2 separate regions of the Homo sapiens genome follow, and region 2 is linked to region 1. A link is an interaction called in ENCODE POLR2A ChIA-PET data of the cell type or tissue named here. Cell type or tissue: PC-9. All regions are shown on one strand. Region 1 overlaps JARID2 (jumonji and AT-rich interaction domain containing 2). Region 2 has its middle 65 kb from the start of LINC01108.

Region 1 (2,500 bases):
TCTGTGTTACTTAGGTGCAGGGCAGTGGCAGTTTAGCTCCTATCACTGTACAGGGACAGTATGGAAGGAAGACACAATGAAGTCCAAAGTGTCACTAAAATTTGAAAGAAAAATTATGTCGACAAGTAATCCAACTTGGTTTATTATCCAGGTTATATTATTTTACAGTAGGCTAATACCTAACTTGTGTGTCCCTGTAGCCACTGGCCCAAATAGACAACTAGAATTATTTGGTACTCGGTAATGCCTGTTTCCTCATAGTGGGTTAAACCAGTCCCTGTTGCTGGGCTGAAGGCTATTGACGCACTTCCAAGTGCCTTGGAAATAACTCCAGTGTTAATATATACCGTACTCCAAATGTTAAACTTTCCTCCTTCAGAACAAGACAATCTTTTGGAGTATATAATTGGTGTCTGTTACCTTCAAAATGGAACTTTTTTTTTTTTTTCAGAGAAGACACGAGAATGTCATATTAAAAGCGTAGTTCGTTAAAACACTTGGTGAAGGCTAACCTAGAGAGCATTTGTTTTTTTGTTTCCTTTTTTTTTTGAGACAGGGTCTTGCTCAGCCACCCAGGCTGGAACGCAGTGGTTCCTCACTGCAACCACTGTCTTCCGGGTTCAATCGATTCTCCTGTCTCAGCCTCCCGAGTAGGTGGGATTACAGGCACCCCCTATCATGTCCGGCTAATTTTTGTATTTTAGTAGAGATGGAGTTTCATTTCACCATATTGGCCTAGCTGGTCTTGAACTCCTGACCTCAGGTGATCTGCCCGCCTTGGCCTCCCAAAGTGCTGGGATTACAGGCGTGAGCCACTGCACCCAGCCAGCTGAACATTTTTAAGCTAGTGGTTTGCCCTTGCTCATGATGGTGTGAGGACTCACACTCCTGACATTGTCTGAATTCTGGCTGCATTGCTCTGATCATCCTGATGTTACTGGTCCACGTCTCCCCCAGGATTACAGTAGTAGCAGCTCTACTAACCACCTTTTGTCTACCCATCCTGCTTGCCCTGTTGGCTGCAGTATGTCCTGACTGATATCCCAGGATACAGGTCCTGGCCACCTCTGGGATGTACCTCTGTCCCCTTTGGCTTTCACCCAGAAGTCTTGCCAAGTGTCAGTTGTTTGTTCCCAAATCTGGTTATTCCAGTTGGGCTTATTATTGTAATTACAGTTAAGTATTATGTCAACCTTGAAACAGTGTGAAAAAGAGCGTGGTGGCTCATGCCTGTAATCCCAGCACTTTGGGAGGCTGAGGTGGGCGGATCATGAGGGTCAGGAGTTCAAGCCCAGCCTGACCAACATGGTGAAACCCCGTCTCTACTAAAAATACAAAAATTACCCGGGCATGGTGGCGCATGCCTGTAATCCCAGCTACTCGGGAGGCTGAGGCAGCAGAATTACTTGAACCCAGGAGGCGGAGGTTGCGGTGAGCCGCTTGAACCTGGGAGGCGGAGGTTGCAGTGAGCCGCTTGAACCTGGGAGGCGGAGGTTGCAGTGAGCTGAGATCCTGCCACTGCGTTCCAGCCTGGGCAAAAGAGTGAGACTCCATTCAAAAAAAAATGTGGGCCAGACATTTTTAAGATGTTTGGGAAAATCTGAAAGGACTGTCCACACACATTGCTTTGCAAGTGATTCCCTTTTAAGAACCAAACTTCAGTTATGCCCAGACTTCCCCAACAATCAAAACAGCATAATGTAGAACAACAGAACGTTCAGAGACTTAAGCTCAGAAAGAAGACCCATGGCCTCATATCAAAAAAACCGTAATTAAAAGTAGATTTGTCTGTCAGTTAATACAAAATGTTAGGGAATACCTTTTTTTTTTAAAAATTGTTTGTTATCTAACAAACTTGTTCCCATTAACTAACCAACTTCTGGTTCTTGTCATCTCTGATAAGAGTGCTTCCAACTGTGTTTAGCCTTAATCCCCGCATGCTAAACTGGACTCCCTGTCTGCTTCATGCCATGTAACATGTAAAGTGTGGATCAGTTTAAAGTAGTCCTACTGAGGTGATTGTATTACTTTTGGAGTTAAAATAATTGTGCCATTTACTGAGTGGCAGGGAGCAGAAAGATTAGTAATTTTGCACCTAATTCATGGAGTTCAGAAGCTTCTATCTTGTAATCTGGCAACTTTAATTATATATTGTTTTACTTATGAGATATTGTGGAAGGTCTGTTCCATTTTAAATCCTTAAGCCTTACCTGTTAATAAAAATGAAACCAAATGAATCTGTTTTTTCATGTGCTCAATTATCTTTCGTTTTTTTTCCGTCCTCCAGATAACTGTACTCTTTATATCCTGTGACTCCCTAAGACAAGCCTCAATTGCTTTTCCAGGCCCCCAGTCTTTGTTTTTCTGATTCCTTTTGTCCATAAACCTTTTCCATACTTGCCTCACCCTTGCAGGCATCTTTTATTCTAGGAGGTGAGAACTCCGTGGTATCTGTCTACATTTTTGTAGAAGAAGAGTGAGCGAGATTTTATTCTCATTA
Region 2 (2,500 bases), 1.0 Mb before region 1:
TACCATCTTGTCTTTTGAGGACATATTTTAAATCCATCAGAGCTGTTGCTTTGATGCGATTTGACAGGTATGTTTTGAGCACTAACCGGCCTTTCCAGATGTGCTTGTTAAATATGTAAATCCTGCTTGCTCTGCACTTTGGAGGGAGTCCACACAGACTTGCCCAATATGAGAAACAGGTTGTCTGAAAATCAGGACCTGTGGTTCAGAGTGTTTGACTTTGTAACTTCTACTCTTAAACCATTTTTGTTTTCTCTGTCTGCAGCATGGAGAGAGTTCTCCCTGAAATCCACTTCAATCTCTCTGAAGAATAATAACAATAGCACTTACTATTAGCTGTGTTAAGTGCTTCATGAATGCCAATTCATTAAATGCTCACAACCACTCTATGAATTAGATATTCGTGTCATCATCTGTATTTTGCAATGGGGATACTGAGAGATGAAATAATTTTCCCAGGGTCACCCAGCCGGTAAATGGTAGCACTAGGATTTGAGCCCAGAGACTTGGCTTTAGAGTCTGGACATCGACTTCCTTCATTGTGTTACAATACAGTGTCTGAACCTTCAGATGGGCTCCTGTGCAGCATCTACTTTCAGTCAGTCCATCTTGAAAAAAAAAGACTCTACAAAGTAAGAAGAGATTGAATTCTGGCATTTATTACCACCACCAATGGGCCTCCCACCACCTCCCCATCATCATACTGCTCTCTGGGTTCTAGAAATAGTTCCCTTTCCCGCCCCTTCAGGCCTGTGGATAATAACAACTCCCATTTGTGGTGGACAGAATGATGTGTCCCCCAAAGATGTCCCCTAAACCTGTGATTGTGTTACCTGACATGGCAAAAGGGACTTTGCAGCTGTAGTTAAAAACCTTGAGAAGACAGTATCCTGAATTAGCCAAGTGTAAGGGAGGAAAAGTTTCTTTTCCTCACCCATTTTAGGCTCACTGACTGGGACCTCTGTAACAAAAGATAGATTTACAAGAAAAAAAAAAAGCATACAAGTCTATTTAATATAATTTTTATGTGACATGGGGACCTTTACAAGGAAATGAAGACCCCCGAGAAACAGTTAAACTCCAGTGTTTTTTTGTTTTGTTTTGTTTTTTTGATACGAGTCTCAGTCACCCAGGTTGGAGTGCAGTGGCACAATCTCGGCTCACTGCCACTTCCGCCTCCTGGGTTCAAGCGATTCTCCTGCCTCAGCCTTCTGAGTAGCTGGGATTACAGGGACACACCACCACACCCGGCTAATTTGTATATATTTTAGTACAGAAGGGGTTTTTCCATGTTGGCCAGCGTGATCTCAATCTCCTGACCTCCTGATCCACTTGCCTCGGCCTCCCAAAGTGCTGGGATGAACCATCACACCTGGCCAAACCCGAGTGTTTTTACAGTAGGCTTGAAGAAGAATGGAGAGTCGTGGAAAAATATGATTGAGGGAAAACAAAAGGAGTATAAGCTCAGGGTGAGAAACTGGGGGAGCAGCAAGACCCATTTGCTCAGATTCCTCTGAGTGTCCCTCATCTTGGAGATAAGGATGCCGTCTTCCTCTAAGTGTAAGGAGGGCTCCTCTCACATGAGGTTCTTATGACCTGCCCCAGGGGAGAAGGGCAGGGGGAGTCAGAGAGACCTTCCTGCACCTGCTATTTCTGAAATTCTTTTGGCTTAAAATATTCACTCTGCACTGGTGCCCTATTGTAGGGTAGAGTGTCTTGAGCCCCATTACAGGTGTCCTTGATAAGGATCCCTATAGGGGAAAGAGGAAGGGAGGGGAGTGGGAGTTGGAGAGAGGTGTGAAGATGCTCTGTGGCTGGCTTCCGAGGTGGAGAAGGGGATCTTGAGCCAAAGAAAGGAGCAGCCTTTAGCAGCTGGACAGAGCAAGGAAACATGCCCCTCTGCAGGCCCCAGAAGGAGTACCGCCCTGCTGGCCCCTGGACTTTATTATTTATTTATTATTTTTTTTGAGGTGGAGTTTCACAGTTGTTGCCCAGGCTGGAGTGCAGTGGTGTGATCTCGGCTCACTGCAACCTCTGCCTCCCGGGTTCAAGCGATTCTCCTGCCTCAGCCTTCCTAGTAGCTGGGATTACGGGCACCCGTCACCATGCCCAGCTAATTTTTTGTATTTTCAGTAGAAATGGGGTTTCACTATGTTGGCCAGGCTGGTTTTAAACTCCTGACTTCAGGTGATCCACCCGCCTCAGCCTCCCAAAGTGCTGGGATTACAGTCCTGAGCCACTGCGCCTGGCGGGCACCTGGACTTTAGCCCAGTAAGACCTATCTTGGACTTCTGACCTCCAGACCTGTAAGCTGATAAATTCTTTTTTTTTTTTTAAGAAAAAAAATCTGAAACTCTGCAAAGATGATGAAAATCCACCCTGCTGTTTTTATATGACACAATAACAGAGAAACTACATCTTACTAGAGATTTTTTTAAATTATATAACTTAGCGCATACTTAAGTTCCAGGCTATGGGAGACAAGCCCTGCCTTCCAGCT

What was found. Peaks named below come from ENCODE experiments on the same cell type or tissue, not always from the same donor. Only the 100,000 strongest peaks of a DNase experiment are listed, where the experiment ranks them.
Region 2: POLR2A ChIA-PET joins it to region 1 with 10 read pairs; 2 of 35 experiments call an interaction of 5 or more read pairs at or near these places.

The regions. Positions count from the first base shown.
Region 1 is chr6:15,250,489-15,252,988 of GRCh38, forward strand. The region is part of intron 1 of JARID2 (jumonji and AT-rich interaction domain containing 2); the gene reads left to right. Among named protein-coding and RNA genes, the nearest start is that of JARID2-AS1, 3.0 kb to the left of the region's middle. RefSeq lists an enhancer at 1,152-1,927. In PC-9, no CTCF peak of the experiment used is centred here; a DNase peak (open chromatin) is centred at 1,123; H3K4me3 peaks cover 17 bases; H3K27ac peaks cover 2,127 bases.
Region 2 is chr6:14,219,492-14,221,991 of GRCh38, forward strand. No RefSeq gene overlaps it. Among named protein-coding and RNA genes, the nearest start is that of LINC01108, 65 kb to the right of the region's middle. In PC-9, no CTCF peak of the experiment used is centred here; no DNase peak of the experiment used is centred here.